Regions from separate parts of the Homo sapiens genome. Here region 1 is linked to region 2. A link is a loop called in an ENCODE intact Hi-C map of the cell type or tissue named here. Cell type or tissue: heart left ventricle. All regions are shown on one strand. Links, peaks and the distances in the headings refer to the core of each region. The heading gives the core; the rest is flanking DNA.

Region 1 (5,367 bases), core at 48-5,047, 130 kb after region 2:
AAGGAAGCTCCTTGATGGCGTAAGAGACAGAAATTGATAAGGCCAAGTATTGCCTGATCCCCAGCCCTTGAATGCTGACAGTGAAAGTTTTCCAAAGGGCCAAGAGCTGACCATATCCCTTGGCCTTGGCACATATGCCATCCCTGAGGGTGGTAGTGGTTAGGCCTCATTTGGAGGATGATGGTGGATGAGGGGGCACAGGGATGGGACAAGCCACAGAACAACTTGCCATCTTCTAGTGAACAGCAGGAGCAGAGACAAAGCCTCCTCCAACTCTGACACTTTGTTTCCAGGCCACCAACCCTATCTCAAGGTTAGCTCATAGTTAGAGGCAGCCACAAGCCCAGCCAATCATCCTGCTTTGAAGAACCATCTACAATTTTTTGAAGAGATAATAATGTGGCCTTTGTCTTTCTCCTCCTCTCATTCTCACTTTCCCTGTCCTCTAGTCCTTTATGTGGTCATTTTCTGGCCCTTCTCCAAAAAGGAAAAAAAAGGGCACCACCAAGCTAGGCTGAAGAGATGATTGAGGCAGACCTGTTCCTCTTGTGAGCTGGCTGCTCCATGGGGCCTGGTAGTGAGGCCAAGACAGCAGATGGGAGTCCCTCTGCCTCCTCCTTCCTCGAGGAAAGGTTTACAAAGCTTACTCCCTCCCAAGTGTCTTGGGTGTACCCACTGCAGGAGCTAATGAAAGTGGATGTGATCCCATCCACCACCTGGATACCGGTACAGGCCCTAAGTGGGCAGACACACACCATGCTGGTAAGGGTGCCATTTGTCCAAAGCAGGCAGATGGATTCAGCAGCTGCCTAGGTCACCTGCCAGGTCTGGACTGGGCCAGGGGCTTTTGGCACCAGCTTCAACAACTTGGACCCTTTCTCAGGACTCTGAGCCAAGGAAAGTTCTCCAGAAACTGAGAAGCCCATCCCATCCTCTTCCCCAAGCTTGACACTAGGAGAAAACTTTCAGTCAAATATTTCTGTCATGACAAAGACCTCCAAAGGTCATCTTATCCATCCCCCAGGCTCCAGACTAGAAAATTTTTCTTTCAACCTGGTTAGTCAACCCTTTCCTGCCATGCTTATGCATTCTGGTCTCAAAGAAGGCACCGTGAGTCCCTGTGCTCCAGTGGTATTTGTTTTGGATGCTGGGAGCCATGTATGCCGGCTTCTAAGAGCGGAATGGGGATCCTCCGGGGAAGGTGAGAATGGAGTCACGTGGCAGAGCCAGCAGGGCAGGGGGCACCCGGGGGCCCAGTGCCTCTCTCCTGCTAAGGATTGACTGCCTCTGCCTTTCTGGCCGCCTGCCTGCATCTCAGTTTCTAAGCAGAGCCTGGAGCCTGGCCTAGGGAGCAATGCGAGTCCCAGCCCAAGGCCTTCTGAGAGCAGCAGAGCGGAGCAGCCCCAATCAGCCTTTGGCTGCCTTGCTTCCTGCAGGTGGAAAAATCATCCTATTTATCCCCAAATGGATTTGTCGACTTGAACAACAAACAGACACAGAAACACACATGGAGTCATAGACATATGTGCAAAAATGGATCCAGAGATGCACATACAGTCTTTATGTCTGCCTCTCTCTCTCTGCCTCTGCCTCTCTGTCTCTATGACTTTGTCTCTGTGTCTCTGCCTTTGTCTGTCTCTGTCTCTCTTTCTTTCCCTCTCCCTCTTTCAACTCTTTCTCTCACTCACCCTTTCCCAAGGCCCCTCCTGCCTGCATTACAGCATTTATCAAAGTGGCCTGACCTCATGTTGTAAAAATATACAGCATGGAACAAAATCCACCTTAAACTCTCTTCTAAATATATTAAAATAATAGGAATTCTCATCTGCCTGATTGAATTTGCTGCTTGATATTAGAAGCATGCCAGGCCCTTCCGGGCCCAGTCAGGGGCAGGGAGGGGCTGGGATTCCCTGCCTGACTCCTCTCTCTTGGCCAACAGCTCTGCTCCTTTGGGTGGGCGGGGCCAGAGTGAAGGAGTTGGAGCTGTGTTCTGGCCAAGAGACCTTGGGCGGCCACCTCAGCCAACAGCCAGCAGCTAGCACAATCCACTGAGCACGTGCAGACAAACACTGTGATTTCTCTGGCCCACACAGCACCCCATCTTGGTCTGGAAGCTGGGAGCCCCTGCCCCTGCTCCCATCTGCACCAGTGCTCACAAGCCGTCCTGGAGGGACTCCCGGGTTTCGCTAACGGCCACATCTGTGGCCCATGGGACCAGAAGCTTCTTGAAGGCAGGGACCATATGTTGCTCTTTTCTGTATCACCAGGATCTAAAATGTCCTGGTACAAATAAAAGCTTAGGGGAAACATTTGTTGAATAAGCAGATTAATTCATTTATTCATTCAACTTATATTTATTGAATACTTAGTAAGGGCCCAGTGCTGATCTAAGCACTGGGAACACAGCAAAAAAAACAAATAGATGTCAAATCCTGCCTTCATGCAGCTTTTATTCTAATGAATAAATAAACTGGCCCACTCAGCCCACAAGAAAAGATAACCACCACCCTGGGTCATGCTTCCCCTCCAGGTCTCTTGCTCCTTCATGGAGCAAACCATCCAACGTGCAAAATCTTATACTCTGCTTTTCAGAGGTACAGCAGATGCCTCATCATGGCTTGCTCAGGACTTGGATACCAGCCTACTGGCAATTTAGGGCAACACTGTGCAGGCAGAGGAAAGGATGGGGCAGGGGCCTGGCATGAGACTCCCATACTTGCTTAGGATGGGGGCTGGGGAGTAGGTCTGACTAGCGGTGAAGGGGGCTCCCTGGTGGACAAAGTTTGGTGCCAAAGGGCAGGGGCACAGTCAACAGTGGGCCTTGAGGTTCCAAGAGGAAGTAGTCACAGGATATTAATCAGATGGGGCAATGCTGCTGCAGGGAGTCAGCTACAGTTGGATTTAGCGTCTGGAAGAAGAGCAAGTGTCATGTAGAGAAGGGCCCCAGGGTGGAATGCGGAGAAATGAAAGGTTGGTACAAGTAATGTTGTGCTGGTAAATATTTAACAGCTTGCTCACGGGGAGGGGAAAAAAATCTCTGATTTGTAGTGTTGCCAATTGCCATGGTATAAATACTCCCACAGTGGCTGAATTCAAGCTATGAATATGACATCACTGGATACAGCTTTGTAAAGAGATATGCACATGCAGTTCTCATGAGCCAATGTGAGCCTTGGCCTGGGCTGGGGGTCAGAATCAGAAATTTATTTATTGGAGGGGGACTGGCCAGTAGATGGAGGATGAGTGGTGACTGAGGTTGCTTGTGTCATACGGCCTCTGCCTGCACTGGCTTGGAGATCTGTAGGCTGATTTGACACCTGCAGAGGAAGGAGAATACGAGTGGTTTTGTGTGTGTGTGTGTGTGTGTGTGTGTGTGTGTGTGTGTGTTTGTGTAAGTGACTGGGGGTCATGGAGAAATACTGATAATTTTGATCCTTAAAATGATAGCCAGTCGGGTTCAGTGGCTCACACCTGTATTCCCAGAGCTTTGGGAGGCCAAGGCAGGTGAACCATTTAAGCCCAGGAGTTCAAGACCAGCCTAAGCAACATAGCAAGACACTGTCTCTACAAAAAAATAAAAAAATTAGCCAGATGTGGTGGCATATGCCTGTGGTCCCAGCTATGTGGGAAGATAGCTTGAGCTAAGAAGGTGGAGGCTGCAGTGAGCTGTGTTTGCACCACTTCACTCTAGCCTGGGCAACACAGTGAAACGCCATCTCATTAAAAAAAAAAAAAAAAAAGATAACCCCACTTCTATGTAGTGCTTTTCTGTGCCAGGCCCTGTGTAAGCATTTTGCATGTATTCATTTACTTGACCTCAAAACCACCCTGTGAGGTAGGTTGCTATTATTATCTCAGTTTTACAGATGGGGAAAATGAGGCACAGACAGATTAAGTAACTATCACATGTCACATAGCAGTCTGGCTCCAGTCTGCTTTCAGTCGCTATGTTGCACTGCCTCTTGTCTTACTTCCCTAATGGAATCTTCTTGAAGTAGACCTCTTGCCTGGGCCCGTAGTACCCAACAGGGCTCTCTGGCCTGGCCTGCTGCTCCTAAAATGCTTCCTTCCACCCATTTCTCTAGAACGTTCCTGCCAGCTGGGGCAGCTGCATGTGACCTCTCTGGGCCTGACGCCACCCACACCCCAGCAGACTCAGCTCTCAGCTTTATTCTTTGTGACAGTGAGACCTGGGACGATGATATGTGTGTGTCGAGGTGAGGGGTGGCTAAGCATGGGTGGCCTTTTGGAAGAGGGAGGCAACTCTGTCTGGGAGGAGGAACAGGAAAAGGAAAGAAAATGAGCATGAAACCAGTGGAGGAGGGGTGGAAGCTCCAGTCTTGCGCTTGGCCCACGCTGCTCTCAGCATTGCTGTGACCTGTACACACACTCAGGGCAACGTGAGGTGGGACTCGCTGAAATGTAAACAGGATGAGAAGATATGGGCTTCTGCAGGAGGCTTGTGGAATTGACTCATCATTTATAGCATGTGTGTATGTGTGTGTACATGCACAGGCCTGCTTACACACCCATATTCAAAAGAGAGACTGTAGCTGAGTGTGATCAGCCAGGTACATTTGTGGGATGCTGTGACTGTGTATGTCAGAAACATTGACGTCCTTGACTCCTGGAATTTCCCTGGACCTCTGGAAAAACCCAGGGGAGGTTTGGCAAGAGCTCCAGAGAATGTCTGAGAGGGTGCCGAGAGGGCCAGACTGGCTCTAGGAGGGGCTTTCCTCTGTGCTGAGATTACCAGCCCTCCTCCTACCCCTATGAGACAGCAGTCCTCAGCCTCCAGCACATGCCTGGAGAGTGGTGAGGCATTTCCTCTGAGCCTTACTCCGCAAAGGGAAGAGACAAGACGTCTGAGGAAAAGCTTGTGAGGAAACACCTGGGGTGAGCACCTGGACTGGCCTGGACTTGGCTGTCCCCGTTGTTGCCTAGAGCCTCAGGAACAATCCCAACGTCCCAGCTCTCTCCCAACCATGTGGTGTAGAGGAAGGAGAAAGGCCTTTGCAGTCCATCGGGATCTGGATTTTAACCCTTCCTCCATCACGTACCTGTCTTGGGACCTTGAGCCACCTCCCTCACAAGACTGAGCCTCTGTCTCCTCATCTATAAAGAGGCGTTATCTGTGTCCATAGAGAGCTTTCTAGGCATGAGGACAAGAGATGTTGGGTTAATCTGAAACAGTGGGTATGAATAAGGAGGACTAGTACTCAGGCACTGGGTTTGGGGCCTGTCAATCATCTGTTGATGTGTAAATAAAGAAGAGTCCAGCAAAGGGTCAAGTGCAGGATGGAAGACCCTTTCCCATCCTTCTTGCCCTAAGAGAGAGGAAGAGCTTCTGGAAACCCAGATTCTTGG
Region 2 (5,367 bases), core at 192-5,191:
TTCCTTGCTACCCCCAGCCATACATGTGTCCAAAATGTCTGATTTGTTGCCCATCAGAGGACGTCTCTTCCCCACAGGGTAGATACTCTATCCAAAGGCCCCACCCAAAGACTTGCCAGCTCCCTTCCTGGGTCTGGATGCTACTCCCTGCATGCCAGGCCCTGGCTAGAACACTGTTGTCAATGCTCAGAGTATTTAGAATCCTATGGCTCTGCTGCCAACAGATAGTCACCCACTCTGTGGCCTCTTGTCACTGAACCTGCCCCACACTGAGGCTGACCAAGCTTCCTGCCCTGGAATCAAGTCCTGGCTCCAGCCTCCCCAGGGGCTGGTTTCCTCCTTCCCCACCAACCCTGGGGGCCGAGGTAACAGCATGCCTTGTACGGAAGCCCACCTCAATTATGGTGTGATGGAGTCAGGCAACAGTTTTCCAGAGGACTAGGATGCTCTATGGAGGGCAGGGCCAGGCTAGGGCAATCCTGTGCCCCCTAGAAACTGGCCTCTGCATGCCTATGTACCAACTAGGGTGGGGTGCCCCTGAGGTGGAAAGAGCCTGATCGGGGGAGGAAGGCTGCAAGCTGCTGGGTGGGCCAGGTGGGTGTGGAGGAATTCTCTGTCCAGCTGCACATCTTTATTCATAATGCTTGATTGTTCCTGGCTAGGGAGCTGATCATGCTGCGTTGAGGGGGGAGCCCCGGGCAGGCGGGCAGGCGGTGGGCTCACTCTTCTCCCGTCTTCTGTAACTGCAGCGGGAGTGGGGGCGGCCACGAGCACTGGGCTGTCAGGCTGCTCACAGCTGGTCCCGATTTGCGGACAATGGGAACTCAGCTCACAGAGCATCCCATCGAGCCCCAGCTCAGTCTGGGACTGCTTGAAGGCTTGCACAGGAATGTGGGGTGGAAAGGCTCAGAGGGCGCGCTGCAGAAGAGGCTGCAAGAAATGGTCCTGCCAAAGTGGGGAGTGGAGAAGCATGGGGGAGGGCAGCGGGAGGAGGCCTGCCAGCTGACCTCACTGAGTGAGGTAGGGGCTCAGCAGCGACCTCCTCTCTGGCAGCCAGGAACACTTGCAGCCTCATCTCTGGGGGAGGGGATACTGGCTGACACCCATATGGGGGCAGGGACTCAGCTGAGGGCATGCAGAGTCCTCGGCAAATCTGGGACTGGCAGCCAGGCCTACCAACCCTGGCTCATGCCCTTTCTGCTCCTAGACCTGACTACTCCCTGTGCCGAAGCCCCAGTTTCTGATCTCAGTGCTTGGGCTGGTCTGAGCCCTTGTGACCCACTTTGAGCTCCTGTGATCCTGTCCCCAGTCTCCACCAGAGAGTGTAAGGAAGAATCCTGGGACGACATGGACCCCTGCTGTCCTGTCCCAGCTCTCTCTGAGAGGGGCCTCCCTCTACCCCTTCTGCCCTGCAGGCCTGAGGACACCTGGGCTGCTCTGAGGGATGTGGTTCCAAGCTGGGCCAGATAGAGTGGGGATGACATGGGGAAAAGGAGGTGGGAGGAGTAATAATAACAGCCCAACGTATTGAGCATCTACTGTGCACCAGGCACTCTATGAAGTAGCTATGGTCATTAACCCCATTTTATAGAAGAGGAAACTAAAGTTGCAAAAGGAGAGTTGGCTTGCTCAGGGTCTTATGGCCAGTGATTTGCAAAGCAGATATTTGAATCAAGGACTGCCTGACTCCTAGATGGGTGTTCTTGCCACCAAGATGAGTTTATGAATGCTTTGAGATGAGAGAGCTTTTGAAAGGCTCTGACCTCATGCCTCTGAACCCAAGCAAGAAAGACATAATTGAACTTTGATCTCTGAAAGACCTGTCAGAAGCTGGCAAAGTCCCTCTCTCTCTGGGGGGCATGAAGTGCTGTCATGCTTGGGGCAGGCAGGGAGAGTGGAGGTTCCTTCATCTCGCAGATGGGAAGGCCGAGACACAGCAAGTGAGGGCTGGAGTGGACATTCCAAACCGAGGTCTTCTTATCCACCCAGGGCCTGGCTGAAGTGGTGTGAAAGGCAAGCTTGGCACTGAGCTGAGCTCCTGCCTTGGGATATGTGAGTTACTAAGAAACCAAGAATTCTGAGAGAGAAAGAGAGCTAGAGTTAGTTCATTAGGGATACTTGGGACCTTTGTGGAGATGCAGAGGCCTCCCTGCCCTGGGCAGCTTTGTCTGTTGCCCAAGCAATAGTCCATTAAAGCTTCCTGGGCTGGTGGTGGCGGGGCACAGGCCAACAGTGGTGGGAGGGGAGGGAGCCCAGCAGGGCCTGAGCCCTGGTACAGCACCACCCCTGGCTCTGAGAAGGGCTCAGAGGCAGAAGCGCAGCCAGGCCTGACCCGGAGAGGGCACCGCCAGCTGGAGGCTTGCTGCTGGGCCGAGACACTCCCGAACAGATGAGCCTCTCTATGTCCGGACGCCTTCCTGCCAGCCTTGCTCAGTGGACCTAGGGATTCTCCTTTGACAAACGTGGAAACCGAGAGGCTGCAGAGCTACTGAAGAGCCGGGGCAGGATTTGAATCCTGGCTGTGCTTCGTCCTTAGCCCGGCAGCCCGGGGAACCGGAAGGAAGGCTCAGGGTTCTAAGCCCAAGTCGCCCCGGCCAGGCTGGCACAGGGCAGCCCGGGGAACCGGAAGGAAGGCTCAGGGTTCTAAGCCTAAGTCGCCCCGGCCAGGCTGGCACAGGGCAGGGCTGAGCGCGGGAAGTGCTGGCGCAGGCTGCCGGGAGGGAGAGCTGTGTGTGTTTCCGTGTCTTTTTGTGGGCGTGTGTATGCCTGCGCGTTTCTGTATGTGTCTCTCCCGGCGGCTGTTCTGCTTCCTCAGCAAGCCTTTCCCTCCCCCCTCCACTTCGTTTTTCTTTCTTCTTCTCCTTATTCCTCATTGTCGTCTTCTTTTTTTTAATGAGTCTTAATTAGCGTCGAGTTCCTCCTCCCGCTCCCTACCCGCCCCCCTCTCCGCCCCTGCCCTCCCTTCCCTCCTCTCCCTCCTCCCCGAGGTACAGGCCAAGCGATCTGACAAATGCACTTGAGAACAAAGCGCCAGGCTAATTCGGGGCCTGCTCAGGAAGCAGGAGCTGAGCTGAGATAATGGGTCTGAAATAGCCCAGCATGATTATGCTTCCTCAGCCTGTGGCCAGGCGGGTGCAGGCTCAGGCGGGCAGGCAGGCAGGCAGTCGGCGGGCGGGCGGACGGGCGGGCGCCGGACGCCACTCGCCCAGGGTGGTGAGGGCCATGCTTCTGCACCCACGCCGGCCCTCCTCTGGCCTTCGCAGGAGCTGCTATCCCTCAGAGAGTCCGGTAGTCCCCAGTGGGGATGGTCCAAGGGTCAGCCAGAATCACACACTCAACCACAGTTACCCGACAGGTTGATGGCAAAGCTGAGTCACGAATCCAAGCAGCCAGGCTCCCTGACTTCAGTTCTCCTTGCTCGGTCATGCTGTCCCCAGCCTAGCTCAGTGGGAGGGGAGTGGGACAGGTGATTCAGAGCAGGGCTTGGGCCTCCTTAGCTCAGGCTTCTCTAGGAAGACAGAGCCCCCCAGGATGGCCAGAGAAGGAGGGGTCACAGATTGCTCTGGTATGCCAAGCAAGACAGGATGTTGGCATGGTGCCCACCAGAGAGATGGGTCAGATGTAACTTGTATACTTTTTGCCTTGCCTTCCTGGAGCTTGTCCAGAGCCTGAGACCAGACTGAGAGAGGAACAGTAAGGACCCAGGACGAGCAGAAATCGCCCTCCATAGGGCACTGCACCCATCCCACCTCCCTGCCCCCGCTGCTCATGCCTTCATCCCTATCCCAGACATGGCCTGGGGCCCAGCAATGAGACTAGTCATGGACCTTTACTCCCTGACCCAACTGTCAAGTTCACTGGCCTCCCAGACCCCAGGAACGAGTGACCTGTATGTGAACATGTGTCCCTTTTGCTTCATTCATCCACCCAATATGCATTTCTTAAGACCCTCCCAGTTCCAGGCTCAGTGCCAGGCCCTGGGGACTCAGAGGCAAACCAGACATAGTCTCTGCTCTCAGGGGCCCTTAGTGTGGTGGGGGTGACAGAGCAACCGAGAGATATAGTGCAGTGTGATCTGTGTGGTGACAGTTGGAATTCAAGAAGCCATGGGAGCAGAGAGGATGCCAGGGCAGGGGGTCAGGAAAGGCTTCACAGAGGAGGTGACATTTGAACTAGGCTTAAAAGATAAATAGGGCTCTGCCAGGGTAAAGATGGAGAGGGCTAGAGATTTGCTTCCTTCAAGGCGCAAGGGAACTGGGATGTGAAAGTGCTAAACAAGGCCGGGTGCGGTGGCTCACACCTGTAATCCCAGCACTTTGGGAGGCTGAGGCGGGCGGATCACAAGGTCAGGAGATCGAGACCATCCTGGTTAACACGGTGAAACCCCGTCTCTACTAAAAATACAAAAAAATTAGCCTGGCGTGGTGGCGGGCACCTGTAGTCCCAGCTACTCGGGAGGCTGAGGCAGGAGAATGGCATGGACCTGGGAGGCAGAGCTTGCAGTGAGCCGAGATCATGCCACTGCACTCCAGCCTGGCAACAGAACGACACTCCATCTCAAAAAAAAAAAAAAAAAAAAAAAAAAAAGGTGCTAAACAAATGTGTGCTGGTATTCTAAGGATTATTTACAACTTGAGATCCTGGGGCTGGAAAAAGGCAGAGGAACAGGAAGTGCTGGGCCGGGCAAATGGTCTGGGCTTGCACGCAGACCCGATTCTCTACTGCCCATGGCCTCCACACATAGTAATGATCGGACCTAAGACAAGACCGCCAGCCCTCTCCTTAGACCTGTAATGCTGACCTTTCTATTCCTTGATCAATCCTCAGTCCTGACCACACTGATGTAACCCAAATATCAGCCCTGGACTCCTGTTCTCCAGAGGTCTTCTGCCTTTGGTTTTCATTGTGAACTTTATTTCTGACTCCATTGCTCCAGCCCCCGCTCAGAATCCCAGACAGGTATGGCCCTCGCCATCTGCCTCTTTGCTTCGGACGCAGACTGCCACAGCACAGTTCACCTTCTATTGGTGCTTTTCCACCTACTGAGCTGTTCCAGGGCTTAGTATAACTTTCCTAGCTTTTCTTGCAGCAGGGTCTCTACAGGAGCCCAGTCCAGGCTTTCTGAGCATGCTTTCGAAGGCTCAGGCTGTCTCCCAGGGCCATCACATACAGTGCTACAGGTTGTGAACTGCATGAGGGTGTCTGGCCAAGGGTGTGAGTGGGAGCTGAAACTCAAGCCTGCATTATACTTATCAGTTTTGTGCACACTGGTGCAGGCTACATCTGTCTACAGAGGATACTCTTTTCTAATTAGCACAAAGGTGCTGAACGGGTGGGAGGGGCCCTGGCTCCCTTCCCTGCTGCTCC

The links. Hi-C counts contacts between places; a loop is a spot of excess contacts. Peaks named below come from ENCODE experiments on the same cell type or tissue, not always from the same donor. Only the 100,000 strongest peaks of a DNase experiment are listed, where the experiment ranks them.
Region 1: it touches region 2 in a loop (6-fold over the local background); 5 of 110 quality-filtered maps call a loop at or near these places.

What each region holds. Positions count from the first base shown.
Region 1 is chrX:69,023,173-69,028,539 of GRCh38, forward strand. No RefSeq gene overlaps it. Among named protein-coding and RNA genes, the nearest start is that of PJA1, 140 kb to the right of the region's middle. RefSeq lists an enhancer at 5,168-5,357. In heart left ventricle, for the core only: no CTCF peak of the experiment used is centred there; a DNase peak (open chromatin) is centred at 1,959; H3K27ac peaks cover 952 bases.
Region 2 is chrX:68,892,071-68,897,437 of GRCh38, forward strand. No RefSeq gene overlaps it. Among named protein-coding and RNA genes, the nearest start is that of EFNB1, 66 kb to the left of the region's middle. RefSeq lists enhancers at 2,728-3,241, 3,242-3,753. In heart left ventricle, for the core only: no CTCF peak of the experiment used is centred there; DNase peaks (open chromatin) are centred at 2,601, 3,101 and 3,563; H3K4me3 peaks cover 1,265 bases; H3K27ac peaks cover 2,985 bases.